Regions from separate parts of the Mus musculus genome. Here region 1 is linked to region 2. Evidence: chromatin loops called from intact Hi-C (ENCODE). Cell type or tissue: heart. All regions are shown on one strand. Each heading gives the region's core, and the rest is flanking DNA. Links, peaks and the distances in the headings are about the cores only. Region 1 overlaps Sec24b (Sec24 related gene family, member B (S. cerevisiae)). Region 2 holds the start of Sec24b (Sec24 related gene family, member B (S. cerevisiae)).

Region 1 (12,340 bases), core at 1,673-9,672, 48 kb before region 2:
ACTAAGAAAAACTATCTAAACCTATTCTTGGGATAACATTAGTTAAATTTACGTCACTTTCAAGAAGGGCCAAAGAAAGAATTTTCCAAAGACTATGTTACTTAAAGAGTGTCAGGGTTTCTGGGGAGATGGCTCAGCAATAAGACAGCTTGCTATGCAAGTATGAGGAGCGGAGTTCAAGTCCTCAGTCGCCATGTAAAAGAGCAGGAGTGGCCTCGTGTGCCTGCTGTGGGAAGCGGAGGCAGGGGAACTGCTGAGGTGCTGAGTGCCAGCTCACTCTACGTTTAGTGCCTGGCTGTCTCCAAGGACTACAGCAACGTGACAGAGCAGGGTGCCTAATGTGTGTCTGTGGTACCACCACCACCCCGACACATACACAGTGTGCCACATATACACACACCACAACCCAAACACATATACAGTGCACCACATACACACACAATCAAACAGAGGAAAGCTTACATGCACTTCATACAAACCGAAACAGAAAAGCCCATATGCCCCAAGCTTCCCATCAAGGGACCACCAGCAAGCACACTGCCTGATGGCTGTTTTCATCCGAGCTCTCACTGTCAAGATGCTGTAAAGTAAAGAGTACCTACTCTGGACTACAGTTTAACTTGCTGAGTTCTGCACTCAGGTTAGGTACAGGAGCCCAAATAGGAGTTGGAGGTAAAATATTTTTCTCCTGGGTGAGGTTGACAGGTCTTAGGCTTTCTGGCTGTGGAGAACTCTGCAGGCTTAGTCCTCCGAGACCTGAGGACAGCTGGTTCACACCTGGGTAATGCTGAGAGAGAAATTCAAGGCAAAAGGAACATTTTTACAAGTATGAAAAAAGTTTCTGGATACCAGATTTTAATGCAAAGAAAATTCAAGATTTTGAGAAAATTTGTATCTGGGAGTCGTACTTAGCAAAACAGTCAATTTAAAGCATAAACATTTCAAAGCAAAAACAATTTTGTTCATAATGTTATTCTGTTCAACATCAAAAAACTAGAGCTTACATTTAATAGGGCTGAGAAACGTTGAAGCATTTCAGGTTCCATAAGTTTTCAGGGTAAGCTGATCCCTTAGAGCAGTGGTTCTCAACCTCTAATGTGTGGCCCTCTAATACAGCTCCTTATGCTGTGGTGACCCAACCATAACATTATTTCTGTTGCTACTTCAGAACTGAAATTTTGCTACTGTTATGGACCATAATGTGTAAACATCTGAAGTGGCCCTGTGAAAGAAAGGGTTGTTCAACCTCAAAGGTAGCAACCCATAGGTTAACACCCGCTGCCTTAGGACGCGCCCGTGTCTAGAGGTCTCCTCTGCTGCTTTCTGTTCCTGTACTATGCTTGTAGTATAACTATGAGGTCACAGCTTTTTATTCACTCAAAATAATTTAATCAATTACTGTCATACTTTAAAACTACTCAAGCTTTGAGCTAAGTAAGTCAAAACTGACCAAAATAGTACCTATATTTATGCTTCCTTTAAGACTATTTTCATGACCAGTTTTCTTTATGAATGTTCCCTCAAAATACAAACTACTGTATTTACACAACAACAAAAATATCCCGATGATACAAAAAAGCAATCCTTACAGTTCAAGAAACCAAACCACGTTCTAGTTAGGTTTGAACTAATTTTACTGACAGTTGCGATACATATCTAAGGACAAAGATTATGACTAGACAAATCTTTTATGTAATATGTGATTCATACTGAAATGGCTTTTCTGTATTTTCTCATTACTTTTGTAAACTTTAAATTTAGATTTCATCTTATGTATAAATAGTTTGTGTGCATGTATGTCTATATACCACTTGTGTGCTTGGTGCCTTCAGAGACCAGAGGAGGGCATTAGATTCCCTGGGGCTGGAGCTGTGTCCCACAGTGTAAGTGCTGGGAATTGAACCCAGGTTCTCTGTAAGAACAGCCAGTGCTCATAACCACTAAACTGTCTCTCTAGCACTAACAACACAAATCTTACATTTAACAATTTTACACTCATAATAAAAGTTGATATAATTTTGAAATTATTTAAATATATTAGATGTATACTGAGTATAGTCTATATTCTATTTTGTAAGCTACAAATGATAGATTCAATCAACTATGGGCCAAAAATTGTTTTATTTTGATATGAAAATGTTACAAAAGCATACAGGGATCTCTCACCTCATATTTTACCTCTAGTCAACATTTTAAGTCAGTTTCCCATTTCTTTTGTTGTTATTTATATTATAAACTTAGACATACACATGACTCCAACCACAAACTTTTTAACAGAAAAAGGGAAAAAAATAAATAAATAAAGGATACGCTGTGTGTCTATATATATATAGTTATCTCCCATATTCTTTAGTACAGGGTCCAAGGTTCACTATATGAATGCACTAATTCTAACTAGTACATAAAGAATCATAACTCCAAGTAAAGAACAGAGGCTAAGATAAATACTAAATTACATTCTCTTATTTTTCTGAGGTAACTGTCAGCTCAGCACTAGAACCATCCTAAGTTCTATTCCGGGTTAGAGAAGTGGCTCTCTCAGGGGACCGAGTTCCCACCCCAGGATTCAGACGGGGACGCTCGAGACTGCCTGCCTTCTGTTCCAGCTCAGCAAGCTCTGGGCTCTGTAGTCATCAGCACATACATGGCAGACACAGACACACGTGTAAACGTTAGCTTTAAATCACCATTTAATTTCCTGATTATAAACACCTGGACAAAGCCTGCAAACCCCTAAAGAAACCCAAGCTACTCACTTTTCATCCAGACTCTACCTCTTTAAATCCAGATCATCAGAGACGTGCTCCAATGGATCCAAACTTTATCGACTTACAAACACGACTGGATACACACCTGAGGATATCCAGTGTACGCTGGGCCGCTGGGATGTGCTGCGGGCATGGGTGGTGGTGCTGCGTTCTGATAGGCAGGCTGCAGAGCTGGGTAGCCATAGCCAAAAGGCTTTGCCACCTTGGCTGGCTGAGCTGCAGGGGGAGTGGGGGCTGCAGACAGAGCCTGGGCGAGGGTGGGACTGGGTTCCAGGGCATGGTCAGGAACAGGGCTGCTTGCTGAAGAAGAATGCATATCTACAAAGAAATAATTAGGTGTTCACAACCGCAAATCCGGTTGGTAAGCAATAACCTTTGGCGTTCTTTTCTGAATGTTTTACTGTGACAAATGCAGAACACATCAATTAGAAAGAGAAGATCTCGACAACCATGTTCAGTTCACCCGACTTTAGTAACTACCAATATTCTGTCCATCTGAATTTATGTATTGCTTTGCCTATGGATAATATTCAGTAACAAATACTTCAGGTGTTACTTCTAACAACGCCAGGCACAGATAATACAGTAGTGTATATTTTTGTTTTTTAATTCTCCCAGGATGACTGGAGCTAAGAATCAGAAAATAAAACAAAGGAATTAAGATTAAAACTTAGTTCTTTCTAAACTGCCCTTTATCTGACCCTTAATGTAAAATGTCCATGAAAATAGTGGCATATTCCTATAATACCCTAGAAATATGTATTACCTACATAGGTGAATTGTGAGTAGAATATAAAATAGTGTCCTAAACTTCTAGGACAACAGCTAGCATCAATAAGTGACTAAGACAATTTAGTGACTGGATGTCCTTCATTTTTATTTAAACTTAAAAGCAAAAATTCCAGTAAAACTGGGAAAAATGAAAAAAAAATGGCAGCATATGTGTGTGTAATAAGTGTAAAATTTTGGTATGTTGACTTGGTCTTACTTTAAATTTATCTTTAAGTTATAATCACTTGATCTTTTTTGCATTAAAAATGGTATTTCTTACCAGCTAAGAGTCTGCAAAGACACAGACTGAAAAGTACATGACTTAATAAAAATCGTCGTTTAAAAGTTCTCTTGAAGAATCCATCTTTTTATTGACTGTGTTTGAATTTAGAAGACACCTGTAAACCTCCCCCCCCCCCCAAACACACACACACACATACCCATTAATTCCTAGGACAAAAAATGCTTGACCACAGAGGACTAAGAGGGAGCTGCACACTAAACTCAGAGGATTCCATTTTCTACGGATTCATGGTATTGTGACAGTGAACAGTGTGTTAGGTACAGAACAGTACAGCTTTGGCTAAATTTCATCCTAGTGAAAGTAATATTATCAACGCGATGAGAGGACAAAGTCATGTGCGCTGTCGTGCTGTCATGAGAGGAGGGAGTGTGCCCCTGAGTGGGTGACAGGAGACCGCAGCATCGGAAGACTGCAGCATAAGTTCCTACTACAATGAAATGACTACTGCTTACAACAGCTTATTTTCCACTTTATATCCACTACCACTCGGTTCTCCTCAGGTAATGAGGTTCTTCCCAGATATAATTAAGAATGATGGCTTTGGAGCACTGGCTCTTAGAGGAAATGGGCTCAAGTCCGGAGGCACACAACCTTCTGCACTTCCAGTTCCATAAAATACAACCCTCTATTCTGACTAGGAATGCAGGGTGCAAATATAAGCAGGCTAAACTTTCTTATACATTTCAAATAAAATATTAGAAAACTAGCAATGTCTCTAAAATCTACTCCCTGTGTCTACTTGGCTTTTTACCAAGTGGAGGCAGCAGGAGCCACAAGGGAAGTAAGGAATCAAACACACACCCAAGGCTTAGCTGGAAGGGATTCAAGGACCCGTGCAAATCAACAGAAATAGCACAATTTAAGGAGCTGTTTTTTAAAATTAGAGAAAAAAAATTACCTTGTTCACTATCATTTTTTTTAGGAAGAGAAAAGAAAAAAATCCAAACAACAAATGTCTTCAGGTCACCAGAAACAACATGAATGGTTGTTATATTACTATATTACAGCTGAGAAATGTCAGGAAAATGTCTCACTTTTTTGTTAAAAAGGCAGTATGCTTTGATATGCAGTCAGTCCCCTTTACCATGCTGCAGCAGGAACGTAAATGAAGAGTGCACAAGCTGGATCGAAACAGCTTACCTGGGTAGCTGCCTCCTTCCAAGGCATCGTAACTGTTGGGCAAGGGCGAAGCACTGCTGGTGGTGGAAGAGCTGTCAACACCTACAAGGAAAGCAAACACGGGCTAAGTTCAAAGTGATGGTGAACCTCACAGCACAGCTGCCATCATGAATCAAGTCGGTGTGGCTCAACTAAAAACGTTCCCAACTCTGCTACCAAATTAAAATGACTAATGTTTTTGAGAGCACTCTCACACACACAATGACTGATGTTTTAAAAGATAGACAGACACAGAGAAACACACAAACACACACTCACACAGGCTATATGAATGGCTCAGCACGTAAAAGCACTCGCCATGATAAACTGACCACTTGACTACCTGAATTTGATGGCAACAACAAAAAAACTAACTCTGGAAACTTATACTGGCCTCAACATACTGGCACATGCCCATCCTGACAAATACACAAATTTAATTAAAAAAAATAACAAATAACAAAAACAGTGGGGAGACTACACAGCTGATGAGTGGAATAAAATTCAGTCACACATCAACTTCAAGAATAAACATCAAATTTATAAAAAATAAGCAAATAAAAATTTAGCGCTAGCAGCTCTTTTTAATGGAACAGCACGTGAAATGGAGCTGTTTCACACATAAAAGACTGGGGCTACAGAGATGGCCTAACAGTTAAGAGATCTCAGAGAGGACCTGGGTTGGATTCCCAGCACCCACACGATGGCTACAAAGGAGCTGGAACTCCATCCAGGGGATCCGATGTCCTCTTTGACCTCTCTGAGCACACACAGACATGCGGTACACATACACACATGAAAGGAAAACAGACACGTGAAAGTACAGCAGAAACATGAAAACAAGAAGACCTTATGGCTTGGGTTTCTTCCAGCATAACATGAAAGTATTTTAGTGTCTCCATTTATCCATGTGCAGAAGAGAGATTAACAGCACTTGCCATGTGACTGGAAGCCATGCTCACAGACATAAACATCAGACAGAAGAACTTACGGTTTGTGACCATTCAAACCGGTTAGATTAAGAAAAGCGGAGAGGTGCTAGGACACATGGGAGAATAGAACATAAGAGACAGTTCCTTCATTCATTCACTCAGCAGTACTTCATTGAGAAACTCAGGTAAATACACTGCCGTTTACACAGATAAACACAGTAGAAAATGCCTTGAGACCAAAGTGACAAAACTCTCTGCTAGAGCACTTTCCCTGGCTCTTAACTGACAACAACCGGGAGTTTAGTTTTTCCTTTTTTTTTTAAGTGTTTGTTTTGCCTTTTCATCAAGTATAGACCACATGTTGAACACGACCTGCCATGCCTCTCCCCCTCCACTGGCTCCCTTTGTTCACAGAATTTTACTTTCACTTTCTTGTTGTTTATATGTGTATGAGTTTATAACACTATATATATATATGGGAAGAAACATACACATTTGTCTTCCTAGGACTGGTTGAACTTGAGTGGTCTGATTATCTCCAGGTACATTCATTTTCTCTGCAAACAACTTAACCACTCTTTAAGTCTGGAAAAACCCATCCATTGTCATAAAAATCATTTGTTTTATTTACCCTAACTCCTATGTTGTTGGACACCTTAACTTCATTTTTTTAAAGCTGTGATGTAAAAAGAATGGGCATTACAGTTATCTTCCTCGAAACAGCTTCCAGATAACCTTAAGAATTAAGTGGATGAATTAAGGGCACCATTGACAGTTATTTGTATAGGGATGCTTCACTCTCAGCAAAGAATGTGACTTCAAGGCAGAAGAGCACAGGCACAGTTATAGCTGCTGTGTAACTCTGGGCCAGTTACCACCCCTAGAAACACATGGCTAACCTGATGGGAGGCTCTGGAGGGAAAGCCACTTGCCATCAGGTCGGACTACTAGACCACATGAAGCGGAGGACTGACTGTATCTACTAAGCCCTCCTCTTTGGTTATAAACAGTTTACTGGGAAGTAGTAGTTTTTCTGTTTGTCCACATATTAAACTCGAGCATGACGCTGGTGTACAGGGTCACACCCTCAGTGTGGGACACAGTGGCACAGCTATAACACTGGTACTTAGGAGGCTCAATGCTGAACTTGGGCTACCTAGTGGGATCCTGTCTCCAAAACGTGACAAAACATATCATAGTAAACGGAAGCTGGTGTGAGAGTGCATGCTGTAATTCTAGCACCCAGGAAGCTGAGGCAGAAGGATTATCACTTATCTAACTATACAAACAAGTCTAAGCTATATATAACAAGACCCCAACCCAAAACAAACAGTAAACAAAAAAAAACACACATAAACTCAAATAATTACCAATAGGTAATGGCTGCACAAAATGTCTAGAATAATGGATTGCCATTCAATCAAAAGGAATAAAGTATTCATATTTGCTATAAGGTAAACAAATCTTGAAACCATGCTAAAGCAAAAAGGCCAGGCCAAAAAAGAGCACATATAATATACTGCATATGGTACGGTTCTATTTCAATGAGAGTCTCTAGAAAAGGCAAGTCTACAAAGTCAGAGGGTACACTGGTGGCCACTGAGAGCTGAGGGGAGAGTAAAAGGAAGAGACATGGCTCAGTGGGTGCAGGGTTCTCCTCTGATGTGACAAAAATGTTTAGCAACCTACTTTAGCTCACCCACAAAGCTAGCCAGCACCAGAAGAGCACATATAAAATCCGCTATGGCCTAAGTGTTTGTTAAAAACCACATAACTGGAGACCACAGAACCCTGCATTATACGGGGTCCATGAAAGGCAGTGAGCATCAAAGGATGCTCTCAGCATCACCGGCTCCTGGGACGGTGGAAGCCAACCCAGGAGCACAGCACCATCCTCACACCCACCAAGGCGGCGGCTAACCCTAAAAGGATCTGGAACAGCATTTTTTGGTGGTTACGAATGCAGAAAAACCAAAAACATCATGAAATTTTAGGAGTATAGCCACTTTATAAAACATTATGACAGTTTCTAAAAATACAGTTACTATATGACCAAGAAATGTCATAAGATAAATAAACACAAACCACACAAAAACTTACTGACAAACGTTCATGGGAGCACTACTTATCACGGCCAAAAGACGGAAACAATCAATGTGCACCAACTGGGGGACAGGGAAATAACTAAAGCCGTGTACACACGGGCCTGCTCTTCAACAGGGCAAAGGGATAGAGCACTGGTGTGGGGCCAGCTTGGAGGGGCCTCACACATGCTCAGAGAAAGAAGCCAGTCAGAGAATAAATTAGCACAACTCAACAACATAATAAATCAGCAGTTGCTTGAGCTGTGTAGCTGAGAAAGGCAGAATGTTCTGGAACACTGGTGGGGAATAAAGTAAGAAAACAGTAAAACTTGCTGAGCAATAATCTAAGTAAGTTAATGTTATGGTATGTGAGTTAAACCTCAATAAGACAGCTATACAGTAAGGGAAAAGGCAGTCCTCTATGAGTTCAAGGCCAGCCTAGCTTACGTAGCGAGTTCCACGCCAGGTAAGATTACATAATGAGACCCTATCTCAAAACAAATACCAATTTCTGGTATGCTCTATGTCCAAGAAAAAGGTTTAAAGGTAACTGCTGAGAAATACTAATTCTTGCTGGGCATTTAATCCTAGCACTCAGGAGATACAATCTGTGAGTTGAGGCCAGTAGGTCTACATAACTAATTCCAAGCCAGCAACACTACACAATGAGACCCTCAAAAAAGAAGTGGAGGAGGAGGAATCATCATAATAACTGAGGCTGGAGAGATGATTCAGTTGCTAAGAGCACTTGTTATTCTTACAGTTCCCAGAATTCACATGGTGACTTAGAACTGTCTATGACTCCAGTACCAGAGGATCCAGGGCCCTCTTCTGGCCTCCTTGGGTCTCAGGCACACACGCAGTGCACATACATTTGGGCAAAACACTCAAACATTTAATAACTCTGGGGCTGGAGAGATGGCTCAGCTATTAAGAGCACTGCCTGCTCGTCCAGAGGAACCAAGTTCTAGTCTTAGCACCATTGGTAGTTCACCACCACCCAACCTTCTAGTTTCAGGGGACTCAACACCCTTTGCTGACCTCGGCATGGAACTGGCTCTTTCCCTCAAGCCTAATGCCCTGAGTTAGACTGCCCAAGGCCAACGTGGCAGAAAGAGATTCCTGACTCCCACAAGTTGTCCTCTGACTTCCACAATATGCGGTGGCACACCTTCACCCCACAGAAACACACACTTTTCTTAAAAAAAGTAAAGCCAAAGATTAATATATTTATATCAAATTATTAAAGATCATACTTCTATTTAATCATAAATCTGAGGTTCTTTCATGGCAAGTTAAATGTTAAAATCTTAACATCTTAAGTAAAATCTGTACTTTTTGAAAGTCCCATCCCTAACCAAGAAGCTATTTGCAACTGGTATCTGCGGAGGAGGGAAAAATGGGTTTTCTTAGGTAGACTGTTACTTCACCTGTCAACCACGCTACAGGAAAGCATCCCCAACAACAGTGGCTGACCCAGTGTGGGCTCCCTGTCTGTGCGCTTCTTGGTTTGTGGGGGTTTTGTTTTTTTCTCTTACTGATTTTCTTTCCTTCTTTTTAGTTTATTTGTCCATACTGAATTTCATTTTTTGCTGTTTTTCTCTTTTGAGAACGATCGAGAGAACAAGAGAGAGGGACAGAGAACAAGGGTAGGGGGACTTGAAGCTGGGTAGGACTGCAATGGGAAGCTATAGGAAGAGATGGACTAAGATTACAAAGATTGTCATTTTAATTAAAGTTTTAAAACACCCATCTTAATAATACCATAGCCACAGACTTTCAAGTATGCCTCTTACAAACAGTTGTTCTAGCTTATCTAGTGATAATTAAGTCTGCTCATTTACTTTCAGAAGTCCAAGTCTTGTCTCAAGAACAAAGCAGTAACATTTGTAATCACAAATGGACCACTAAGTCAGACCCAGTTAGCATAATTGAGCTTTGGTAAAACCTAATGCTAACTTGATCCGCTCTAGTGCTTTCATAGTATCACTGCCGACACCAATCACAACTGTGCTAAACCCACATACATGCAAACACACATGAAACCAGCAGGTTGACATCCTGGACACACATAAACCAAGAACTCACTACAATCCTAGAGGAATAACATGGACAGACCTTCACACTGTAACCCTTCAGACTATAGCCGACTTGCCCTGCTGCACCACCCCCTCGCCTTACAATGCAGTTACACTGTAGACCTACTAACCAGGGCCAGTGTGTTCACCAGTATACTGCAGTCTGATTTCCTCTTTCCACTTATGAAATCTTCCCTTATGACAATAGAAAAGCATTTCCTCTCGAGGTAAGGCACTGTTTAAAATCCTAAATCACTGTCTTTTCAAGTTATAATTATAAATGCTGTTTCCCTATTAAGTATTGCTGGAAGCCACTGTATTATTCCTTAGAATAAAAATACAGGTTGAAAAATTCTTATCTAAAATACATGGAGCCAGAAAGTTTTCAGTTTTTAAATTTTTCAGATTCTGGAATATGTATATATAAAAGATGAGGTATCTTTAAATGAATCTAAAGCTAAACATAGACTAACATATATTTCACATGTACCTGAAACATGGGTCCAATAGTAATTGTAGGCGTTTCTAGTACATCTAGGATTAACTATGTATGACCTATCATGAGAAAAGTAGAACTGTCCACTTGAGTCATATCAGTTCTGAAAACATCTGGCTTTTGTAGTATTTAACATTCCAGATTAAGGAAACTCTATCTGTCCCTTTTCAGTGTGAAAGCTAACTTTAGATAAACAATCAATTTTGATGGATTATCCCCCTATTGACATCAGGTAGCTCTACGTTCCTCAGTCCTGTCACAACCCTAAGAACAACGAGGCCAGGTGGGAGAAGTGTATGAATGGAGGTCTTGAGAAGAACTGCCCCTCAGTCTATGCTGGCTCTAGGTCCCAGCTTTTGAAGCTTTGAAAGAAACCAAAGGAGAAAAAAGGAGGAGCTGGAATCTTCTCAAGCAAAGGAAAGAAGAGCTAAATGAACCATTCACCTGGACGACACAGGGAAACCCTCGCTCAAGAAGAAATAAAACTAGCACAGACTCTGAAGCTGAGAAAATATGAAAACACAGAAGCCTTGAAGAAAAGGTGTAAGGTAAGGTGCTCTCTAGGGGTCAGCAAGACCAAGAATCTTTGCTTGTATGGCTCAATTTTAAGAACTGGGCAAAGTGAGGTTTTGCTTCTACATAACTTAGATAAAACATGCAGAAAGATGAAAGGCAGATCCCATGTCCACCACCTATCGGCTGAGAGAAAATGGATACCTGGCACCTCTGAGCTGTTCTTTATTACTAGCAGCAGGCTTCACAGTAACGCCCACTACAGGACTGGCAGGATTCATCCAGTGCAGCAGACACACAGGAGCTCTGCACTCGTGAGACTCAAGGGATGTTCTTCCCTTTCTGTCCTATCTCCCATGCCCAAACATATATTTACAAGGGATGAAGAAAGATATCAGAGCCCAACTGAAGGCATTGCCACTAGCCAAATCAATGGGTTTTCGTAAGTCCAACTCATCAATATAGATGAGAGTTTGAAGATATTAATGAATACTAAAGCAATGGGTGACAGTTAAATAAAGAACATGGTATTCGGGAATGGAGCGCTAGCTCAGCCACTAGAGTACTTGCTGAGCAATGAGGACCAGAGTTAAGCTCTCAGCACCTACAGAAAGTGAAAGGAAGATTCCAGTCCACGTGGAATGCCATTGCTTACATGCCTGCACTTCCAGCTCCAACAAGTCCAAAGCACTCTCCTGACCTCTGCCTGTGCACAGACCCATGCCTCTGCACATGTGCACATACATAGGAATGAAAAAACAAAAACCAGTACATTTGCACATCTCAAAACAATTTCTACAAAGTACTCATTAGCTTCAACAGGACAAAGCAATGGGTTTCCAGTGTCAGCCTGGCAGATGCCACCTCATAGAATGCTAAGGTCATCAATATGTGAACATACATCACCAAGGGCATTGCAAATAGCTTTAAAATCCTGTCAGAGACGTGTCCTTTAACCCAAGTGTGGCTGTGAACATGTGTTATTACAGCAGTTGGAGGGTGGAGGCAAGAGTTAGAAGGATAGCATTGGCTCTACAGAGAATATAAGACCAGCATGAGCTACATGATACTCTCAGTCTCAATAAGTCAAGAGCATCAATTAAAAAGGAAAAACTGTATGATCTGATGCTCATTATCAGGAAACACTTTAGAAAATAATTGGCCCGTGTGAATGAAGTTCTCAGAAACAAGCCATACCCGTGTTAAACAATTCTATAATACTTGACAGGTTTTACC
Region 2 (12,340 bases), core at 2,304-10,303:
TTTCAAGGTCTGCTGCCTGACTCGTAGAAATCGTGATTTCGAAAATCTTAGACTCTAAGTCATCGCCAAGAATTCCTGTACCTGGCACTTATTAGATCACACAACACACTTCAAGAGGAAAACAGGAAACCTCAGGAGTGTCTCCTGCACTTCTGGAGGAACAGACTAAGATGGGTTTTACTAGGCTGTAAAACCTAGAAAAGAATTCAGGACTGACTTTTACTAGAGCAAAGGCTAGACTCCACACTGGCCCCTTCCCTTCTGGAGGCTCCTCGTGGTATCTTCATCTAGACAGCATACAACCATGTTTCTGTTACTGACTTTCTCTGCCACTTCAAACCCCTCATCTCTCTCCAGAAAGAATGGCTACAGTTCTAGCATGCCAGATAGAGCTCTATCTATCTTTGTAGGTACCATACTCTGTGTCTAAGTATGGCTTTCTTGGAATTTGTTATGCAGACCAGGCTGGCCTTGAACTCATAGAGATCCAGGCGCCTCTGCCTTCCGAGTGCTGGGATTAAAGGTGTACACCAGCACCCCAGGCTCAGATCACAATCTTAACTGAACATTCAAAAGTCTAGGCACAATTCTTTATTTAGTTGGTTATTTATTTTTTACTTTGTGAGACACTACCTCACTATGCACCTTTGCCTGGTTGAAATGCACTATTTACACCAGACTGGCCTCAAACTTTCAGAAATCTCCAGAGTGCTGGCTGAGTGTACGGGCATGTGCCAACTCGCCTAGCTTGTTCGTCATTTTAGACCCAGCTGAAGCACCACTTAACCCTTCCCTTAAACTCTCCTGTGACAAGGCTGGCAGGTGGCTAGGCAAGGCATGGCTTCACAGCTCTTCCTCTGCACTTGAGCCGGGTTTTTCTCATCACTGTCTCGGGGCTTTTGCTGCGTGACTCTAACTCACCCTCTGGCAAGCCAGCTGGCTACAGAGCTGATCTATTAGCAGAAACTTTCCAAGTCTGCATGGAGAGAGGAGGAAGGTGAGGAAAGCAGAATGAACCAAGTGACAGAAGTGACCAAAACAGCGACCAAGCCCTAGATGTTAATACACTAGAAGGAGTAAAGCTGTTATTGACTTTCAGAATATTGTAAAGCAAGAAGGAAGTATGAAGGCAAGTTCCCTTATCAGCTGAGCATCTACTACAAGCTGCTACTGGGAATATAAAGGAAATGCACACACAGTCTGCCATTCAAAGAATGTATAACCTGGCGTCTTAAAGAAAATGGAATAAAGGCTATTCTCAGGGCTGATTCCCTACCTGGACTGGGTATCTTAACAACAGTACTTCATTTAATCTAATCCTCTCAAAGGCTCTACAAGGCAGAGATCACTAAACTCAGAATCTCACACGTTAAGTAACTTTTCTCCATAAAGCTTGGACTAAATCAAACTCTGCACCCATTCTGTATCTTCTAGGCAATCCCAGGTGGTTGACCCTTCTCCAGGCTACTATTCTATCTCTTCACATGTCAGTACTATGAACGTGCCTCACCTCTAGAACAAGTCCCTTCAAGACTGTTCCACTCCAGTCTTCCCGTCAGACAGTTTAGCTGTAGGTGGGTTTTTAAAAGGAGGCTGGAGCCGGAGAGCAGCTCACTTAAGTCCTCTTCTGTTGGATCTGAACTCCTAGCGCCCGAGTCAGGAGACTCTCGCTGTGCTCCAACTCCAGGGAGAGCGGATGCCTCTGATGTGTGTGAGCATAAGGGAAATACCTTTTTTTAAAAGTTATTTTAAAAGCAGAAGTTACCTGAAATTGCTGGGGACAATAAACAGAGTTCACACACACACACACACACACACACACACACACACACACACACACACGATAGCTATAAACTCAGAACCCTGAGAGGTGTGAAAGCACAGAAAATAACTAAAAGCATACATTATAATAACAATTACTTCTTAGGTTACTGTTATTACAGGCAGATGGTTGAGTATACACAGGACAAAGACTTTAAGGTCCTCGAGATTGCCAGTCAGCAGGTTAGAAGGAAAAAAAGTGCATTCAGACAAGTCCATGACAGCCAGAGGAAGAGCTCTCCTGAAGACCTATGCTTCTGGGCAGCCCCAGATGTGGACACTGCACTGACCAGATAGGACACTGCACTGCACAAAGGTTCTGAATTCTGTGTGTGCTCTTAAAGCTGACAGGTTTCTCAGAGTCCACAACCAGAAAGAATCTGAGTTAATGGTTTGCCGGTCCACCTTTCCATAAAAAAAAAGTCTAGTAACTCCCTCTCTGTTTAACCTCGTTGCGTCATTGACAATTATAATCAGTGCTAACCTTTTGGGCAGAGGTACACTGTTAGATCTGGGTTGTTCGTGACACTCTTGGGATGTCAAGTTGGTTGGGAACAACTTGGGCGTTATACTCTGTTGGGCTGTTATTTCCCTCGGCAGCACATCTTTGATGACTCAGCTTTGAAGTAATGTCAAGCCAAAGGAAGCTGGACATGGTGGCACACACCTAATCGCAGCACTTAGGAGGCAGAGACAGGAGGATCTCTGTGAGTTCAAGGCCAGCCTGTTTTTTATAGAGCAAGTTCCAGGCCAACCAGGGTTACACAGGGAAACCCTGCCTCAAAAAAAGAGTTAAAATTGAAAAATATTCAACTAATACTTCATATGGAGATGCAAATAATTCTACAAATCCATGTGTTACTCAGAATGAAAATCTGAAGGTAGCGCCAAGGTGAACAGAAGAGTTTACAGATGCAAAGTCCTCATACTATCTTCAAGCAGTGAGAACCTAGCACTTAATCTTAGAAAGACAGGAGACTCAATGATAAAGCCTATGATGGCGAACCTTTGTACCTATGTCAGACACTGCATGCCTGTATCTCACTCAGCATTTGGAAGTGAAAGCAAGAAGATTGGGAGTTCAAGGCCAGCATGGCACCTTAGTAGGGTCTGTTCTAAGAGCACTGAACTTGGAATTAGGACTAAGTGGCCTCATTCAATAAATCTTTAGTGAACACCTGTAACTCGCCCACCACTATTTGCAACACTAAGAACACAGCAGTAAACGAGACAAGCAACCTCTCTCACCAACCTTCCTCGGGCATGGGTGGGAAATGCCTCACCAGCTCACCTTTCTGGATCTTAATTTCACCTGCCAAAGCATGGGACTGGACAAGGTGCTTTCCAAACTGTGCTCCAGAGCTACCCAGACCCCACCTCCATCTTAGCGGTCTGTGGAAATCAAATCTGTCCTGAAAACACTTGCTGCTTCTTTGTTCCTTTTTGAAGGGGTGTTTTTGTCTACATGTATGTTTGTGTGTCATATGTGCGCATCACACGCAAATCTAGTACCCCCAGAGGCCAGGAGAGGCCATTGGAAATCCTGGAACTTGAATTACAAACACTTGTGAGCCACCATGTGAGCATAGGAATCAAACTCCAGTCCTGTGGGAAAGCAGCAGCCTTCACTCTTAGCTGCTGAGCCATTAGCTTGGTGCTCTTAGCTGCTGTGCCATCTCTCCAGCCCTCATTTGCCACTTCATGTAAAAAACAGACAAACAAACAAATACCTGACACTGAAGACTTCAGGGAGCAGCTGTGTGGGTTTCTTCCCTTCCCAAGCAAGCTCCAGTGACAGCGTCTAAAGTCAACTCTGATCATTCCCACCTGCACTGAGTCAGATCCCACAGCACTGTCCCCGCTCGAGAGCCCAATCACAAGTGGCCGGCTGTCACAACTTTCCTTTATGTGATAAAGTAAGTTCCTACTACCTGCCCCTTGGAAACACCTTTTCTGGTTTGTTAAAAGACACTACAGGGAAGTGTGGCCATGCCCATAACATGAAGGTGGAAGCAAGAGGGTCAGCAAGCAGTTGGGAGGCTGGGGCAAGAAGATCAGGAGTTCACTGTCATGCTCAGTTACATGAGACCGTGCTCAAGCAAAACCAAGTAACCACGACATTTCAAAGGGCTATACCCTCAATTCCATCTTCAACAAAGGAAAAGAAAACATTTAAGAAATAGCCACACCTCGGGGGAGTGCACACAAGCAAGGTCTCGGGGAAGGGGTGCCTCCAAAAGCATGCAGGTCAAACCAGAATGTCTACCCGGGTTACTAAGTAGGGACTGAAAGATCCCCGCTCACCAGTCTCATCCTGAGGCTACCCGGGCCCATCTTATGACTTAATTACACTAGTGTAAAATTGGTGCAGAGCCAATGATCGTTATGAGTAACAAAGACCCCCTATCGCTCTCAAAATTCCAAGAGTTTTAGCTCACTGTGACAGGACCAGATACTGCTCCCAGTCTACCGAGGTTATGAAGGAAGTGACCTCATTCTGTCTGCTATGGTGTTTCTCTTGTCCCTGGCTTGTTTTCCCATGGTATTTTTCATACTTCTGATCTATTCTTTGGTGTTATTACCATGGCTGGAATTCCAGGGATATAGTAAATAGAAAGCAAAGTGATTTCTGTACATAACAAAAACTGAAATTATTGTTTAATCTTCGTGATGACTTTCTCTAAAACCGAGGAACAAAATCAGATCTGATCCTCTCATCTCTGGGCTCGTTAATCCCTTCCACAAAACCAAACCAAAGGGACTCTAGTTCTGTATTTCCAAATGCCTCTGCATGACGTCTCAAGACCTTTCTGCAACCTGGCCTCTCTATGACTCCTTCCACCTTCCTCCCTCTCCCTTCCACCCAGTTCCCTTTGCTCTTCTCCACAGCTTCCAGTTTCTACCCAGGGCCTGCCCTTTCTAAGCCCACACTTCCAGGATTGCTCATGATGTAACCTCTTCCTAGAGACAGCCCTTCCCTCTCCTCCCCACCCCCACTACCTACCAAATCACTCAAGACCAGCCAGAACCAATTTGAATGTTGCTAAAATACAATTCAGGAGGAGGGATTCTGTTTCATCCACTACTCTAACTTTGAATATCGACCTGGTAGCCAAGCAACAGATGTTAGACGACAATTCAGATGTTGTTATGAAGAGTAAGAATAAACAGAAACCAAGTATCATTCCCACTGGGCATCAAGACATGGATTTATTCCTACAACCACGTGGCTGAGTAAATGTCCTGGCACCTCTGTGTCATCTAAAAAATAAAAATGACACTTGACAATCAAGGACACCGTCCCTGAAACTGTTAAACATTGATTTACAATGTTAACAAACAAAACAAAGCCTAGTTAGCAGTTCCTAGAAGCCTACCTAAGTTGGATTTCCAAAACCTACAAGGTAGAAAGAACCAACTCTCAGAAGTTATCCTCTGAACTCTATGTGCAAGGAGGGGCACAGTCATTTATACCCAGGCACACATAATAGACAAAGCTGCTCACAAACCATGTTTTCACCTGGACAAGTGTGATACAAATGACACCGTTCACCTTCAAAAGCTCTTGATACTAAACAACAACTATAAGAAGCATGAAATATTGATAAGTAAGACCAACCTAGGGATCTTAAGACTAAACCATCATTTTTTTTTAATTGTGAATAAAAAATTCCACCTGATTCTTGGGGTGTTTCGTGTTTGAAAAGCATTACTGATTTTCCAAACTTTGGCTGTAAATTTGATTAGCACGCTGTGTAAACTAGGCCAATGATTTGATGAGTATTGAGTAGTTTTGTTTTTTGACACAGGGCAGAGGGATTTTCTTCGCTTTACTTTGGGAGGGTCTCATTAGACACACTCAACTCTCTAAGGAGGGCCCCTCCCCTACTTAGGAACATTCCAGATATCCAGAGCAGGGGCCAGGCACGCTAGGGTAAGATCATTTCTCAGCAATAACTCCTGCATGCTCGGAGCCTATAACCTCTGTATGAAAGCCACAGTCGTGTTTCCCTACGCAGGCCTTGCATCAAAACAGGGCCAAGCAACTCTGGCACGTTTTCCTAGACTTGAAAGTGAAGCTGGAGATGGGGGACTCTAAAGGTGTTCGCTTAGTTGACACCTGCTACCCCGGGAACACTACACTACTACAAGCGAACTCCAAAGGCTTGAGCAGCAACCGCAGCGGCAAACCACAACAGATCCGAGGCCGAAGTGGGTCGGGGTTACAGTTACACTTCTGCAGCACATTTACATCCTTCTGCCTACAAACTTGAGTGCAAACTAAGTTCCCTTCCAGGCGGCGTGCTCGCTGGGCCTTAAAAAAAAAAAAATCAAAGCTACGTTCCTGGGGCCCGGAAGGATGCGATCCACCAGGTACCAAGGTTGCTCCCAGCCCTCCATAGACCAAGCACTCTGCGGCCCCGGCGTCCTGTGAGCTCTCGGGGCCCAAAGGGTCGCCCGGGGCAACCGGCCGGCGCCCAGGTCGGAGCAGACGGTCGTGCGGGCCGCCGACCCCTCCACTCCGGCCTCGGTCCGCGCGGGAGGGCAGGCCTGGATGGCAGGCGGCCGGCGGCCCCGCCCTGCCGGCCCTTCGGTCGCTCCCCTCGCCGCATCGCGGCCTCCAGGCTCCACCGCGGCCTCGGGGCCCCACCGCGGCCTCCCCGGTCCGGCCCTGCCCTGCCCGCCCCCAGCCACCGCGCAGGCCGCCCGCCCGCCCGCCCGCTCTCCCTCCCTTCCGCCTGCCTAGGCCCCACGCCGCGCCCCGGCCTCCCGCCTCACCGTTCTGCTGCGGCGGTGCCAGGCCGGAGACAGCTCCGCCGAGCTTGGGCGGCATCCGGGCGCCGGCGGCCGGGTGAGGGGACCCGGCGGGGGCCGACATGACGGCGCGGCTGGCGGCGGCGGCTCCTCCGCGGCGGGAGATGGGCGGAGGGAAGGAAGGCGGGGCCGCGGAGGAAGAGGAAGAGGAAGGAACGCGCCCGCGTCACAGGCCGAGTCACTCTCACCGACGACCGCGGCCCGGGCACCCACGCTCGGCCGCGCCACCACCGCACGCGTGCGGACCCCGGCCCAGCCCTCCCGCGCCAGCGCCCCCTGCAGGCCGGAGCTGCGACCACCTCCCCGCACAGGCCAGACTGCGGCTGCGGCGCCGCCGCCGAAGGGAAAGGCGCGGGCCACGGTGGCCGCCGCTACCCGGATGGAGCCTGCGCCCTGCAGTGCTGCAGAGCGGTGCAAAGCTGCGGGCTGAGGTCCCGAGTCCTGGGTCACGCCAGTCCCAGCCCACCCACGTACCCATCCTCGGAAGAGGAAGCCTGGCTTTGGATTTGTTATTTATTCTTGTACAACGCCACCCCCCCCCACTCCAACTTAATTCCAAATTAACAGCGCAATCAAGCTAAATGTTGATTGAAAATGTGTAATTCCCAAGCAGAGAGAAAACATTTCTCTATGACAGATTCCCCATAACAGTGGCAGTAAAGCCAGAACTTTGACCAGTGGCTTTAAACGCTAGGAGAAAGATGAATGCCTAATACTAGGAGAGCTTGAAGACGAACTTTATATTCCCCCCACCCACCAAGGGTTGGCTCCGCCCGCCCGTTGGTGTTTAGGAGAGCTGTGGCATCCAGAAGACAGGTCAGCTTGCTTTGACTACCTTAGTGAAGTCTTAGAAGCAATCTCCCTGGTCCGTTCAGCATGCTGACTGGCAAGTAAAGACTACTTTATCCAAGTCATTTGGGCATCTTGGTCCCAACTAGGTCACGGTCACACAGTGGTGGGTGTGCAACTGCTCAAAAACGTTCGGATTCAGAATGTGATCTAGTAAGATGGCATTTCCGGAGCGCTGGAATCCTATTTACTGGAAGGTTATGCCAACCTCAAAGGTTCGTAGTTCTAGAACACAAAGCCTTCCTTAAATAGTTGCCGTGAGTTAATGACGGATGCCCTATCGAACCGCACTAAAAATAAACTTTGGAGTTCTGAGATTTCCAGCCACATTATGCTCTGTATTCATGTGTATTGTGGCTTTGTTCGCAGCAGCTCAGCCTCCCTGAGCTAGAGATCACACCCCCACTTCATCAAGGAGGTCACAGTTCAAGCCCTTGCCAGGAGTCCTTTGAATTTACTAAAATTAAGGGTGACACCATGTGAGTAAGGGAAGAATAGGCGATTGGCTTTCTGCCTCTGCAATGTGTTCTTGATGTTAGCTGATTTCAATCAGGTGTATGGATATGTTATTTCTTCAGGGAAGATTCCTCACACAGACTGAGATATTACACTTCCATAGATCTCCATAATGTAATGGCTCCAAAATTATTTACTTCCGTTGGTCGGTTGTGTTGGGCCTAAAGGAAACTTCCGTACCCCAAATTCCAAATGGCAATCCAAACATCAGCCTGGACTATAGGAGGGTTTCTGGCAGTTAGATAAAAGGCAGCCTTCCTAACAAACCTGGGAAACTGTTCCCCACTGTGATGGTTTGAGTAGGTATGGCCCCGAAGACTCAAGTGTTTGAGTGCTTAGCCCATCGAGATTGGCACTATCAGGAGATGTGGCCTTGATGGAAGAATTATCTCACTGTGTTTTGAGGTTTTGAGGTCTCATATGCTGAAGCTACACAAGTATGGTGCAGTCTCCTGCTGCTGCCTGCAGATCAAGATGTAGAATCTCCGCTCCTCCAGCACCATAATCTGCTTGCAGGCTGCTATCCTTCCCACCCTGATGATAATGGACTAAACCTCAGAAACTGGAAGCCAGCCCCAAATTAAATATTTCTCTTTATAAGAGTTGCTGTGGTCATGGTGTCTCTTCACAGAAATGAAACCCTAAGACACCCTCCATCAAAAGGAGTTGTTTCTCATACCTCTAGCAGGAGCGACTATATATATATAACTACCTGTGGTGTCCATTAGCATATCAAAATCCATGCTGCCCTCCATCGTTCCTCTGTACCACGAATACCTGTTATACATCTCAAAGTCCATCCTAGCCCGTCTCACCTCATCCCCACCCTAAATTCCTTTCAGCTCACAGGCTCCTCTCCCCTCAGCTACTCAGTCTCCTTAGAGCCCTGCTATTTTTGCTATATCTTCTCTCTTCTGTGCTCTCCCTCTCTCCTTTGGCTCCTGATTCTCGTCATGTATTCTCTTTTCTCTGCCTCCTGCTATTCTCCCCTGCCTTGTAGAGAGACCTGCCCATGTCCAGTCTGCTGGCCATGTTCATTAACACACACACACACACCCCTACAATTAAAACCTTCACCTTAATCATACCATGGATAAATCATACTATCAGTTTATATAGGTTGAGTTTTTGGGGGTGGGGTGGGAGTCTTATTGTTTATTTGTTTCGTTTTCCTTTTGAGACAAGATCTCACTATGTAGCTCCAGGCTGGCTATGGACTTGTAGATCCTCCTGCCTTAGCACCACTACACATAGCTCCTCACAATCTGTAGCACCACTTATCCATTAGTTCACTGTAGAATTTGTATTAGTCAGGTGTGGGACAATGGACAGTGCCAGGAAACTTGGTAAGGTTGAGTGGGTCCGAGACCCTGGCACTCAGGTACCCACCTGAGATGGTAGGCACCTCCCGGCTTCCTGCTAGATTCCTAGCCCAGAACACATGACCCCACTCCCCATGTAGCATAGCCCAGAACAGAGTTCTCCATGCTAATGTGGTATCCTCAGTGTGGTTTTCCAGAGGTACCTAGATTCCTGGGACTCAGGGAAGCACAGCTTTGGCCTCCCTACATCCTAGGCTGTTGTCTCACCCACTGAGCAGTGTCTGTCTCCACGCTTCCCTAAAACCCAGCCACCAGACAGCGGTGGTACAGAGTAAACTGGGTCAAGCACTCTACATTTCTCTTCTGCTTCTTCCACACTCCAGCGGTGGGACAGAATCAGACCCACAGTCAGGGCTCTCTGGAGTCACAGAACTTACAGAATGTCTCTGTATATTAAGGGAATTTACCGTAATGACTTACAGTCTGTAGTCCAACTAACTCAACAATGGGCAGCTATGAATGGGAAGTGCAAAGGTCTAGTAATTGCTCAGTCCCAGGAGGCTGGGTGTCTGTCTCTACTGGTCTTCTGTATATTCTGGAATCCTAGCGAAGTAGGTTCCAATAGATGTGATGGCAATTAAGACTTCCTTCTTCCAATGTTCGATGTAGGCCTCCAGCAGAAGGTGTGGCCCAGATTAAAAGTATGTACCACCTCACCTGGATTGGGAGTTTGCTTTTGTCCCAGGCTGGCCTTGAACTCAGATATCTGCTTGCCTCAATCTCCTGGGATTAAAGGTCTGTACTACCTTGCTTGGGCCTACGTTTTTCATGGCCACAATGCCTCAAGATCTCCATGCTAGGATCTGGGTCAGAAGCCTGTGATCAGCCTCAAGATCACAGGTGTGCCCTCCATGTCTGAATCATTCCAGGCATAGTCAAGTTGACAACCCAGGCATAGCTAGTGCAGTATTCTTCTAGCACGTTTATGACAGTATTCAGGAACTGCAGCACCAAACAGTGTACATCAGTGACCCTTGGGCATGTTGTAAACTGAAGGAATTGAAGAAATGATTGCTGTTGGAAGAATTCCCCAACCTTTCCCCAAGCAGATCATGGAGCAGAGCATCCTCATCCCCGCCAGACAGAGATGCTTGGACCATTTGAAGGGAACCCTGACCTTCTGTTCCTTCTCAAACCCAGCTTTAAAACATTTAACCCTTTCTTCAAATTTCCAATTCTTTATGAAAGCCTCAGTGTCGTATAAAATGTTTTAAAGTTTGTAACTTTGGGGTTTTTTTGGTATATGGGATCCAGCTGGGAGCTTAATAGAGTTTAGGGACACTTTGGGGGGTGGGGACGGGAGTGTCATCAGTCTTTAATTAGCAGAACCAGAGAGAAAGCCAAAGCCTGTTTAGCACCAGTACCTTCAATTTACTGCAAGCATCCTGGGTTAGTTTACACTGCTCCTCATAGAGCCACACTAATTACAATGGCCCATTTTGCCTGTCAATGGAGTCTCAGTTTTACATAATTAGTTTCTGAGGCAGGAGAGGTAGCTCAGTTGGTAAAGTGCTTGCATTGCAAGCTCTCAGTTGGAGTCCCTAGCTGCAAATCTTTACCTTTTTCCCCCTCTCCTCTAAATCCCTGTCTCTACCCTAGCAGGCCACATGCTACAACCCACTCCCCCCCTTCCTCTCTACCTCATCTCCAGTAGACCATTCTCCTCTAACCATGCTCCCCATCTATGCTGTTATCCCAGCCCATGCTCTGGGGACCTGCAAGTCGAGTCCGGCAGAGATGCAAATAGGGCAGCCAGTGAAGCAGGGAGTCGAGCAAGCTTCACATCTTCTCTGTTTCCTCCTCTCCAAATCCAATCCCCCAGTCTCATCCTTAAGTCTGTGGCAGACGACCTGTTGTAGCTTCTCTTCAAATTCTGCCGCCATTCCCAGGGGACTAAAAAAAAAAAAAAAAAAAAAATCTTGTGAATCCCCTTGCCTCACACCCAGTCCATCACCATTCCTAAATGTCAGCTCCTATCCCTAGAAACACATTTTACCCAGAACCCTCTGTGGCCACACCTAACAGAATCCCAAAAGAACTCTCTACCAGACAACACACAGATACCACACCCTCCTTAAGAACTAGAGAGAGTAACAGAAACCAAGGAACAAAAACCCACCCAACAAAGACAATGCCAGTACCTAAAATTACAATCATCCCAAACCCAGATGCCTAGGTGCTTGTGTAAAAACCCAATCAATAATGGAAAATATATCTCCAGTAGAGCCCAGCACCCAGCCACAGTAGGCCTTGGGAATTGCAACAAAGCTGAAGTACAAGGGAAATCAGCCTTAAAATAGACTATGAATATGATGGAGACCATAAAACAGGAAATGAGTAAAACAGGTCAAGACCTCACAGTGGAAATAGAATCAATAAAGAAAACCCAAACTGAGAGAAATCTGAAAGTGAGAAACTTAGGAACTCAACACCAGAGGCATGACTCACCAACAGAATACTAGGGATGGAAGAATCAGAGGCATTGAAGACATGGAAGAAAAAAAAAATGGATACCTCTGGCAAAGAAAATGTATGTGTGTGTGTGTATGTATGTGTGTGTGTGTGTGTGTGTGTGTATACACACACACACACACATATATATATATGTAGAGAGAGAGAGGGGGGGAATATATATATATATATTTCTCCAGGCATAAAACAGAAAACATCTAGGAAATCTGGAACACTATAAAAAAGACCAAACCTAAAAAATATTGGAATAGGGGAAAGAAAAGAAAGCCAGGTCAAAGACATAGAAATGTTTTCAACAAAATCACGGAAGAAAATTTTCCTAACTTAAAGAAGGAGATGCCTATCAAGGCACAAAAACTAAACAGAACTTCAAATAGAGTAGACCAGAAAGCAAAGTCCTCTCAGCACATAATAATCAGAACAGTAAATGTATAAGAAAAGAAGGAACAAAAGCTGAAAGGGAATATTAGATGTTATTAGAATAA

The links. Peaks named below come from ENCODE experiments on the same cell type or tissue, not always from the same donor. Only the 100,000 strongest peaks of a DNase experiment are listed, where the experiment ranks them.
Region 1: a loop joins it to region 2, with 2.3 times the contacts of the local background. A loop is called at or near these places in 6 of 42 quality-filtered maps.

The regions. Positions count from the first base shown.
Region 1 is chr3:130,006,809-130,019,148 of GRCm38, forward strand. It overlaps Sec24b (Sec24 related gene family, member B (S. cerevisiae)), which reads right to left. Exons shown (of 24, transcript NM_207209.3): 5 at 4,984-5,064; 6 at 2,854-3,086; 7 at 603-787. Among named protein-coding and RNA genes, the nearest start is that of Mcub, 43 kb to the left of the region's middle. In heart, for the core only: no CTCF peak of the experiment used is centred there; no DNase peak of the experiment used is centred there.
Region 2 is chr3:130,053,969-130,066,308 of GRCm38, forward strand. Sec24b (Sec24 related gene family, member B (S. cerevisiae)) reads right to left here and starts at 6,939. Exons shown (of 24, transcript NM_207209.3): 1 at 6,601-6,939. The coding sequence starts at 6,700. In heart, for the core only: a CTCF peak has its summit at 6,937 (motif pointing left); DNase peaks (open chromatin) are centred at 4,753, 6,763 and 7,503; H3K4me3 peaks cover 3,143 bases; H3K27ac peaks cover 2,674 bases.